Regions from separate parts of the Homo sapiens genome. Here region 1 is linked to region 2. A link is an interaction called in ENCODE POLR2A ChIA-PET data of the cell type or tissue named here. Cell type or tissue: OCI-LY7. All regions are shown on one strand. Each heading gives the region's core, and the rest is flanking DNA. Links, peaks and the distances in the headings are about the cores only.

The links. ChIA-PET counts read pairs that join two places held together with the same protein. Peaks named below come from ENCODE experiments on the same cell type or tissue, not always from the same donor. Only the 100,000 strongest peaks of a DNase experiment are listed, where the experiment ranks them.
Region 1: POLR2A ChIA-PET joins it to region 2 with 11 read pairs; 2 of 35 experiments call an interaction of 5 or more read pairs at or near these places.

What each region holds. Positions count from the first base shown.
Region 1 is chr9:122,938,632-122,944,011 of GRCh38, reverse strand. RABGAP1 (RAB GTPase activating protein 1) reads right to left here and starts at 2,992. Exons shown (of 26, transcript NM_012197.4): 1 at 2,919-2,992. It overlaps LOC105379839 (a long non-coding RNA gene), which reads left to right and starts at 2,764. Exons shown (of 2, transcript XR_001746924.3): 1 at 2,764-2,873; 2 at 3,077-3,436. RefSeq lists silencers at 2,723-3,052, 3,063-3,222 and enhancers at 2,469-3,193, 3,383-3,452. In OCI-LY7, for the core only: no CTCF peak of the experiment used is centred there; DNase peaks (open chromatin) are centred at 2,751 and 3,111; H3K4me3 peaks cover 2,290 bases; H3K27ac peaks cover 1,547 bases.
Region 2 is chr9:123,231,459-123,236,838 of GRCh38, reverse strand. STRBP (spermatid perinuclear RNA binding protein) reads left to right here. Exons shown (of 19, transcript NM_018387.5): 2 at 1-9. Among named protein-coding and RNA genes, the nearest start is that of STRBP, 34 kb to the left of the region's middle. RefSeq lists an enhancer at 2,865-2,944. In OCI-LY7, for the core only: no CTCF peak of the experiment used is centred there; DNase peaks (open chromatin) are centred at 1,158, 1,768 and 2,565; H3K4me3 peaks cover 1,218 bases; H3K27ac peaks cover 3,710 bases.

The DNA of each region.
Region 1 (5,380 bases), core at 320-5,319, 290 kb after region 2:
GGAGGCTTTCCTTTAGCTGGAAATATACTGAATAAAAAACAAAAACTTCTTTTTTTTTTGAGACGGAGTCTCACTCTGTCGCCCAGGCTGGAGTGCAGTGGTGCGATCTTGGCTCACTGCAAGCTCCGCCTCCCGGGTTCACGCCATTCTCCTGCCTCAGCCTCCCGAGTAGCTGGGACTACAGGCACCTGCCACCACGCCTGGCTAATTTTTTGTATTTTTAGTAGAGACGGGGTTTCACAGTGTTAGCCAGGATGGTCTCGATCTCCTGACCTTGTTATCCGCCTGCCTTGGCCTCCCAAAGTGCTGGGATTACAGGCGTGAGCCACCGCGCCCAGCCAACAGACTTCTTTAAAAGAAGCTGGGCTACAAAGTTCAGTTAATAAATTGTGTGGAAAACCATGCCCCTCATGTAGATAAAGTGCATAATACAGTTCTCTCAATATGCAGCAGAAAAGGTAGGAAACAGGTGTCTCTGTTCCCACTACATTACTACAACTCTTATAAACTGCAAACAAAATACTATGCCAAAAATGCCAAAATGCACATAGCTGATAGGTTAACTTTCCAAACAAATATATACCTATTAATGTCAATGCGTTAACTGTAAACTGAATCATAACACTCAATTAAAAGAAAGTGTGGCCGGGCGCAGTGGCTCACGCCTGTAATCCCTGCACTTTGGGAGGCTGAGGCAGGTGGATCACCTGAGGTCAGGAGTTCAAGACCAGCCTGGCCAACATGATGAAACCCCGTCTCTAGTAAAAATACAAAAAATTAGCTAGGCGTGGTGGCACACGCCTGTAATCCCAAGCTGAGTCAGGAGAATCAGTTCCTTGAACCCAGGAGGCGGAGGTTGCAGTGAGCCAAGATCACTCCAGCCTGGGCAACAAGAGCACAACTCAGTCTCAAAAAAAAAAAAAAAAAAAAAAAAAAAAAGAAAGTGCACCACAACATGACTATATCTCAGATTTTTTGTTGTTTTTTTATTTTTTATTTTTTGATGGGAACTGGCTGTGTTACCCAGGCTAGAGTGCAGTGGCACCCATCATAGCTTACTGCAGTCTTGAACTTCTCAACTCAAGTAGTCCTCCCACCTCAGACTCCCAAAGTGTTGGGATTACAAGCATGAATCACCTCACGCCACAAATATTTCAACTTTAATTATGAATCTGAGTTAATATCTTGAATTAAAATTACATATGAATTTTAAATGTTACCAATACATAAAAATCAATCATGGATTGAAATTTTATTAATACAAAGTGAACTCTACACAGGAAGATTTATAAAGACTTCTCTTCCCTATTTTGTTTTTTTGTGTTTTTTTTTTTTTTTTTTTGAGACGGAGTCTCGCTCTGTTGCTCAGACTGGAGTGCAATGGCACAATATCGGCCCACTGCAACCTCTGCCTCCCGGGTTCAAGCGATTCTGTTGCCTCAGCCTCCCGATTAGCTGGGACTACAGGCGCCTGCCACTACGCCCGTCTAATTTTTGTATTTTCAGTAGAGACCTGGTTTCACCATATTGGACAGGCTGGTCTCGAACTCCTGACCTTGTGATCCACCCGCCTCAACCTCCTAAAATGCTGGATCACAGGCGTGAACGCACCCGGCCCCTATTTTCAGTTTTCATAAGTAAGCTCTAGTTAAGTCTTCAATACATATTAAATAGCACCTTATACAAACTTGAACTAAGGCAACACGTCCTTCGTTTAAAAAAAAGTTGGATGAACCCTCCTTAGTACCTAAGCTTTTTTTCCCAACTACTTTTCAAACATCAGTTTAATGTTACAAACACAATTCCATTCACCTTCCGTTGTTTTTTTGTTTTGTTTTGTTTTGTTTTTTGTTTCCGAAACAAAAACAGCTGGAAACTCACTTATTGTGTACTTACTACTCCAGGCACACGTTTGTAAATACATGTGAATGGAAATATAAAAGGAATTGTGAAACCCTGTCCCTAACAGGTTTTTTTCCCTGACAAAAAGCCAACGAAAGTCAAAAGACCTCAAATTCAAGTTGGAACATGATTTAAAACTAACGGAGCACTAGTAGCGGGAACACTAGCAGCATGATCACTTAACACGGTCTCCTAGGACATTTGTTTCCAAAAAAGAATTCTCGAGTAACCAAAGGTATGCAGATGCGTGAAACGCAGGAGCAGATGATAAACAGTCTGGATGCAGAAGAGCAGAGACCAAAGTACTACCAGGCAATGGACAGCGAACTCCTGGAAGTCTTGAGGTTATCCTTTGGCTCAACACGTAAAACCCTAAGGGTGCGGATAATCAAAAGACACAGCGATGAGGTACTGGGGTAGCTGCTTCAAGGAGATGAGAAGACTGGGATGCCAAGAACGCTTTAATTGCAGACGGGGAAATGAGACTGAAAGACCAACCTGAGATGGCAAAGCGACAGTGAAAACTAGCAAGTCTTTGAAATTTAGGCGCAGCCCAGGACAGCCTGAGGCCCAGGCTAGCTTAAGTCACAGATACAGGCCTAGTGAGCAATGGGGAGAAACTGAGGCGGGGGGGAGCGGCTGGATTCCCAAATAGGACCAAGCATAAAACATTAAAGTCAAGACACAAACCGGCTTTGCTGGGGGACCAGAGGGAGGGCCAAAAACGCAAGACTCAGAAGACCGGCACCCACACAGACAGGGGGAACCGGTTTGGGCAGGGGCTCCCAGAGCGGCCCAGCCTGCGCATGCGCCCTCTCCCCTCCGTCGCAGTTCCCCCTCCCCCCAATCACGGCTCCCCTCAGAACTCGGCCCGTCGAGGGAGCTGAGAGCAGCTCCACTGGCCCGACCCCGCGGGATGAGAAGACAGCTTGGCTCCCCGCAGGGGCCGTCGGAAAATACCCCTGGGGTTGGTAGGTAGGAGGGTGGGAGGAGGAGGAGGGGAAACACGGCCCTACCCGACCTGCCGTCTCCTCCTCCGCCGCCCGCCGCTCGCCGTCCCGGAGGCTCCGCCGCCTGGGCCTCCCAAACCGCCCTGTCCCCGCCCCCCCACCCCTTTACTCACGTGAGAGCGACTTCTTCCGCCCTCCGCCCCGCCCCCTGCCCCGTCTCATAGGTCTGCGACCATGACGAGCGACCCTATTGGCCCAATACCGGGAAGCGAGGCGGAGCTTCCTCTTCTCCGAGCCCCACCTGGGCTTTCAGCCCGCCTCAGGACTGTGCGCCTGCGCGAAGTGCACTGGCTGTGAGCTGGACCTGGGCTGTCTTGTGTATTTGGAGTTGGACAGCCAACTACGTGACTGCAGCCGGGACTGGGGACGATGGAAGCGGACTGGGTAGTACCTGTTGAGCCTAACAAAGGGTACAACCCCAGAGTACTGGTGCTTGAGCAAGGAATCCCCCTGCTCACCTTTCATGTGCAAGTCCTGTTTGAAAATCAGTACTTCACAGTGTAATAAAATTCACCTGGCATTTACTGAGGGCGCACGGTGTGTCAGGGATTGTGATGGTTCTTTATGTGGCTATCTCATTTCAGCTTCACCACAAACCCGTCAGAATGGTACCATTTTTCTCCTTTTATAAAGTAATTTAGCTTTAGTTACAGAATCCAGTCTAGAAGTCAAAACTTCCGACTGCCAAGTCCTAAAACCACTGGTACAACACAGCTGCCTAAAGGCATTTAAGGCACACAAGAGGACAGAAATGGACAAGGTTACATCAGATTGTGACTCAAAGATGAGATTTTTATTTAAAAATCATTCAAAGGTGAAACACAGCAACAGCAATATAATGAAGTTTAAAGTCCCTGTCCTCAATGAATGTACAATGCAGTTGGGAACAAAAACAATGATTATTAAAGTGCTAGTTAAGTCTTATTTTTAAAGAGACCCTATCTTGTCCAGGATGCAGTGCTGTGGCTATTCACAGACGATCATATCACACTCCACCCTCGAACTCCTGGGCTCAAGCTATCCTACCACCTCAGCCTCCTGAGTAGCTGGGACTGTACATAGGCATGCACCACTGCACCTGGCTCATAAGACTTGATAATTTATAAAATAATTCTACAGCCTCTTCCTTACTCTTCCCCTTTATTTATTCCAACTGGCATATGCTCTTTTCCTGGTGAGTGAGTCGTCTACAGTGTTTTCTGGTGGATAATGCATCCCGATCAACCAGAGAAAAAACAGTGAGAAAAATCTGTGTTCTGTTGCAATCCCTCTGTGATTTGTCTAATACAATAGATGTGGGTGTACCCCTGCAGAAAAATAGTTTCGCTTCCTTTCTCCTTATACAGTTACAAAATATCCATTTCAAGATATTCAAAGAATAAAGTATTAGGGAGAAAGTAAAATCCCCTGAACTCCCAACAAAACCACTTTTAACGTTTTGGTGCCCATACTTTCATGTATTTCTTGATTCATGGACACCCCAAATATTTATGTAAATCTTAACATACATTTTTAAATAAAATTGTACTACACAATCAGTACAACATGCTTTGGAGAATAGACACAAGCTAAAACAACAACAAAAAAAGAAAACATTGCATTTAAAAAAAATTTTTTTTAATAAAAAAGGCCAGGTGTGGTGGCTCATGCCTGTAATTTTAACACTTTGGGAGGCTGAGGTGGGAGGATGGCTTGAGCCTAGGAGTTCGAGACCAGCCTGGGCAACATAGTGAGACCGTGTCTCTATGTTTTAATGAAAAACAAAAAAAAACCATGGCATTCCCAGGGCCAATGTTAATACTTTAGAGTATATCCTTCTGTGTGTGTGTATTTTTTTTTTCAAAATGAGATCACTTTAGTCATCTCCTTTTTCAATTAAAAATATCTACCTTATTTCAGTACATTTTCTTCTCACCTAATTCCTAGATCACATTCACATTTTCTATCCATCTAAAGTTATTTTTACAGTTGGCTTTCTTAACTCAGTAATGTTACAGGAAAATTTCCTCTCACATAATACCTAACTACAATCAAATATTCTGTTGACCAAATTATATTTTTCTACAACCAGTATACCCAAATTATCCAATTCAGGACCATACATTCCATCTGGTTACATCCCTTGACTTTTTAATTATGGCACTTAAAAAAAAATTAAAAGATTCTTGTTCACTGTAGAAATCAGGCCACTTGAAGTGCAAAATGTTTTTATCTGAGTGGTTGCTTCCTCATGAAGTCATTGAGCTTGTTCCTGCAAGCCTTGTATTTCTTGAACAAGAAAGTTATATTTGAAGACTCAGTGGATTCAAGTCAAACATATCAGACTAGTATACCTCACAAGTGACAGGTTATACTTCATGTTTCATTATATTACATACAACGTTATGAATCTAACATGTTAGATATTATGTTAGATACATAACATTGTATCTACAATAGATATAACATTTATTGTATCTTACAGAGTT
Region 2 (5,380 bases), core at 294-5,293:
CTTATAAAGGTAAGTAGATAAAGTAAGTGATGGTATTCCCTTCGTAAAGGAGAAAATCGAGACATAGGTGGTTAAACATTGAATGAAACCAGCTAGAAAGTTGAAGAGCTGGGACTTAAATCCAGACATCATGGCTCCAGAGTCAGTGAAGTTTGTATGACACACTTTTTTTTTTTTTTTTAGAAAATCCTATTCAATTTTTATATTTACTGTGGTCACTACTCTTGTATCCTTTCTTAGGGTGTCTAATATCACCAATGTCCAATATACTATGCTGGCAAATTACTATCATTTGATGAGAATTATTGATAATTTGATGTCATTTTGAAGATTCAGAAAGTACGTTAAGAACTTGTATTGCCTCACTGTCATCATGATGTTCACAAATGACGCCATGTTTTAGATATGTCAGTTTATGTAATACCGGGTAGCAGAGATTTTACTCTCTTTAAAAATTATACTTTTATAGACTTGCTTACGGTAAAGTGACATGTAAAATGAGCAAATGAAATAGAAATAAAATAGGAAATAAAAATAGAAATTAAATATTGGGGCACTTAATGTTTTTTTCTTAGTAAGTAGCATGTATTGTGAAATACAGTGTTCATATAATTTCACCAATAATTTTGCTGTACTATGTGATAAAACCACTTTATACTATATGGTACTCAAGAAATTGGGAACATTTTCTACTTTAGAGCAGCTGGAGGAGTCCTTTCTCCTTGCTGACACTAGAAGGTAAGGTACCATTCCTCAGTATTTTGAGTATTTTTGTATTCAAAGTGTGTTGAAATGTTCTTGCTAGTGCATGTTAAGTTGTAGAGTTTGTGGTAATCTGATTTAGAGATTGGAAGCTGTGGACTATGACACATATTAAGTATTTGTGCAGATGGATTATTAATCAGAAAGTAAGATGGAGCCTTTTACACATTCCTATTTTAATAGAACAGGTAGCAAACTCATTCTGGTGTTCTTATTTTTGATTATTTTTCTTGGAAGTTTATTTTGCTGAGCGCTCTATTCCTAAATCATTTCAGAAGTGACTTTAGTATAGCTGAATTTTAATAGATAGAAATAACATGACTTCAATTTAATTTTCCATAGACTACCCTTTAGACATTCTTTACAGCTTCAGTTTTGCTATGAAAGGGAAGAGATCAGACAAAGAGTGCCATTCTTTTTGCATGTGGTTAATGACCAACCAATAGCTCTCTGGGATAACTTTTTTTTTTTTTTTTTTTTTTTTTTTTTTTTGCTGAACTTGTCTCTTCATCCAGATTCTACTTAGATTTTCAGTTGTCTTTGGGATAACTTTTTTTTTTTTTTTTTTCCTGAAGTTGCTCTTAGTTCATACAGATTTTAATTAGATTTTCAGTTGTCTGACAATCACAATAGAAATAAAAGTGGTTGTATCATAAATTCAGTGAAGTCTAACTGGGACTAGCATTCTTTCAGTGGTTTTGCAAGGATACAGTTATCTGTATCTCTGTAATCCATTATTTTAACATACACATATTGATTTATTTGCAAAATGAAAAAAAAAAACCTAAATTAAAAAAGGCTTATCCTTCAACTTCTGTAGCTTTGTGTTACCTACTTTTTAGAAAAGTTACATGCAAAATTTTGGCCTTCTACCACAGACAAGGAATGCTGGCAAGTGTGTTGTTAAAATTCTGTCATTGCCTCTTTATTTGCCTAAATTGATGGAAAAACACTTTCAGGTCATTTTAGTGAAGTTCAGTTTCAGTGGTTACATAAGGTATGTCATTTGAATACTGGTTGTAATGTGTTTCCGGTGTTCACTTGTATTTATAACCTGAATACCCAGTACCCCCCCCCCCCAAAAAAAAAGCCAGTTGAACAGATACAAAAAAAATTTTTTTAAACTTTTTTTTTATTTTTTGAGATGGAGTCTGTGTTGCCCAGGCTCAGCTGACTGCGACCTCTGCCTCCCAGGTTCAAGCGAGTCTCCTGCCTTGGCCTCCCAAGTAGCTGGGATAACAGGTGTGCACCCCCATGCCTGGCTAATTTTTGTATTTTTAGTAGAGGTAGGGTTTTACCATCTTGGCCAGGCTGGTCTTGAACTCCTGACCTCAAGTGATCTGCTTCCCTCAACTTCCCAATGTGCTGGGATTACAGGCATCAGCCACCTCGCTCGGCCTGAACAAATACAAAATGTTTATGCTGAGACTAGGCACTTTATATACTATTACTTTTGAAAAAACAAAACAAAACAGGATTTAAGACTACCAACTAGGATGGGAAGAACACTAGATTTTTAGTGATAAGTCCAGGTTTTGAGTCTGAGCCTTGCTACAAAGTTACTTGGTGGTCTTGGGCAGGATATTTTATCTCTTTGGGTCTTAGTTTTCTTTTTGGGAAGTAAGGATCCTGTACAGTATTAGTCTTTTTGACCAGTTTTAACAGTCTGTGATTCTCAGTTTTTTCTGTCTTGTGAAGAGAAACTTAACAGTATTAAAGTTGCCAGCTCTTTTTTTTTTTTGTCTTCTGAATAGTCTTGGTAACAGAAAACTGGTTTGAATTAGCCTATCTAATTTTAATGTTTTCCAAAACTAGTTTTAAAGGAGACATGAAATTAGAAGTATTTAGTTTTACTTCTTTTTTTTTTTTTTTTTTTGACACGGCGTCTCGCTCTGTCGCCCAGGCTGGAGTGCAGTGGTGTGATCTCTGCTCACCACAAACTCTGCCTCCCGGGTTCATGCCATTCTCCTGCCTCAGCCTCCTGAGTAGCTGGGACTACAGGCGCCCGCCACCACGCCTGGCTAATTTTTTTGTATTTTTAATAGAGACGGGATTTCACCGTATTAGCCAGGATGGTCTCAATCTCCTGACCTCGTGATCTGCCCGCCTTGGCCTCCCAAAGTGCTGGTATTACAGGCGTGAGCCACCGCGCCCGGCCTAGTTTTACATTTTAATTGTGCCTTGCTGTTGTCACTTTAAAAGAAGCATGTGAACTGAAAAGACAAAACACTTTGAAAATGTACTGTGCAATGAAAGGAGAGTCACCTATTATTAAAGTTCTTTGAATTCCCATTTCATGGCAGAGGGCAGTGAAATGAGCTAACATGAGCATGTTTATTTATGTAGACTTTCCCATGTAAATCAATGCAGATGTATTGCTGTTACATTTTTCTCCAAACATTTTATTATGAAAAAGCTTAAACATGCAAAAAGTTGGAAGAGTTGTATAGTGAACCTCCATATATTCTGCAATTAGTGCAGCCTATATTCTGCAATTAACATTATCTTTCATTAACTGTATCTTACATCTATGCATCTATTCACTCCACTATTTAACCTTCATTACATCTTACTTTTTGCTTCATTTCAAAATAAGCTGCAGACATCCTTACAGTTTACCCCTAAACATTTTGACATACATATAATTAGCTGGAGTTTGATACTTGTTAACACTTCTTAAAGTTCAAATTTATATACATAAGCCTGGCATAGGGGCTCAGGCCTGTAACCCTAATGACTCTTGGGAAGCTGATGCGGGAGGATTGTTTGAGGCCAGGGGTTTGAGACTAGCCTGGGCAACGTAGTGAGACCCCCCCATCTCTAAAAAAATAAAGAAATTAGCCAGATGTGGTGGTATGCGCCTGTAGTCCAGCTACTTGGGAAGCTGATGTGAGAGGATCACTTGAGCCCAGGAGTACTAGGCTGCCATGAGCTATGTTCACGCCACTGCACTCCCAGCATAGATGACAAAGCAAGACCCTGTCTTTAAAAAGGAGGAAAAAATTTACATACATAAAAATGTATAACTGTTAGTGTGCCATGGATGACAGTCATTAATTGAGCATCTGGCATTTTTCAGGGTCTTTGCTAGTCTTGCAGATAGAGAGATGAGTAAGACACAGTTTCTGCCTTCATGGTGCTAGTAGGATAAATAGAAGAGATGTCTAAAAACGTAGTGTTTTATTTGGAGCTTTTAGTTGCAAATAAGAATCAGCTGTCTTCTACAGATAATCGGTCTTCCTTACAGAACCTGAGGGCAGGAATTCAGTGGGGCTTTGGGAAGGGCTGGAACCAAGAACCAGAAGGCTCACAGGACTGTTTTTTCCTAACTCTGCCCATTTCGTTCTTTTTCTTCGAAGATGTACTTTTTTCTCTTTTTAGTACAAATGGTAGAACATGGCTGTCCGTAGAGCTTTTATTTTACATCTAACAATTCTCAGCCACATAGACATACCAGTTTTCTCTGTTAATTTCATTCCAAATTCCTGGGAGGTAGAATCTGGCCCCACCCTGGTTCAGCTTGCCTGAGGGCTGAGCTGTTGGAAGCTCACTTTTGTGAATGGAATGAAGTAGGAGGGATGGAAGAGACAATTCCCAGAACAAGTATGGGGCTGTTGTAACCTGGGCTGACACTGAAAATGGTTTATAACTACAATGTGATAAATACTGGTGCAGACAAGAACAGGCTATAGAAATAGATGGAATAGGGGCAGGGTCAGCTTCCTGGAGAAATTGTCGGCTAAGGTTTTTTTGTTTCTTTTTTCTTGAGATGGAGTCTTACTCTGTCACCCAGGCTGGAGTGCAGTGGTGTGATTTCGGCTCACTGCAACCTCCGCCTCCTGGTTCAAGCGATTCTCCTGCGTCAGCCTCCCAAGTAGCTGGAATTTCAAGCATGTACCACCAAGCCTGGCTAATTTTTGTATTTTTAGTAGAGCCGAGGTTTCACCATGTTGACCAGGCTGGTCTCGAATTCCCGACCTCAAGTGATCCACCTGCCTCAGCCTCCCAAAGTGCTGTGATTACAGGTGTGAGCCACTGCATCCAGCTGGCTAAGTTGGGTTTTGAAAGATGAATTCAAGTACAACAGTGGGAAGGAAGGATATTCCTTATAGAAGAACAGTAGGAGAAAGATAGGAAATGGCATAGTGTGTTTAGGTAACTGTAAGGAGATTGGTACATTCGCAGTATAAGTTTTGAAGTGGGGTAGGTTCATTAGAGACCAGAGAGAGGGAGATCCAGGCCAGTTTATGAAGAACTCTATCTTGTTAAGATATGGGGAGTCAGGGAAGGTGGGTGACAGATTTATTTCCTTAAGAGATCATTTCATGGAATGAACTGGAGGCAAGTGGGGCAGAGACAGAAAATCTTTTGAGGACTTAGACTAAGAAAATGGCAGTAAAAAAGAGGAGGGGAGATAATTTGGTAGTAAAATCTTTAGTACTTGTGATTTATTTGATGTCAGGAGAAGGGGAGGAATCTTAAGATGATGTCCCTGGTCTCCTGACTTGAGTAACTGGATTAATTGGTATACTAGCCAAGATAAGAAATATGGGAGACTGTGGTGCTGGCAGTGTTATATTTCTTGATTTGGCTGATAACTATGAGGGTACTGTTTAAG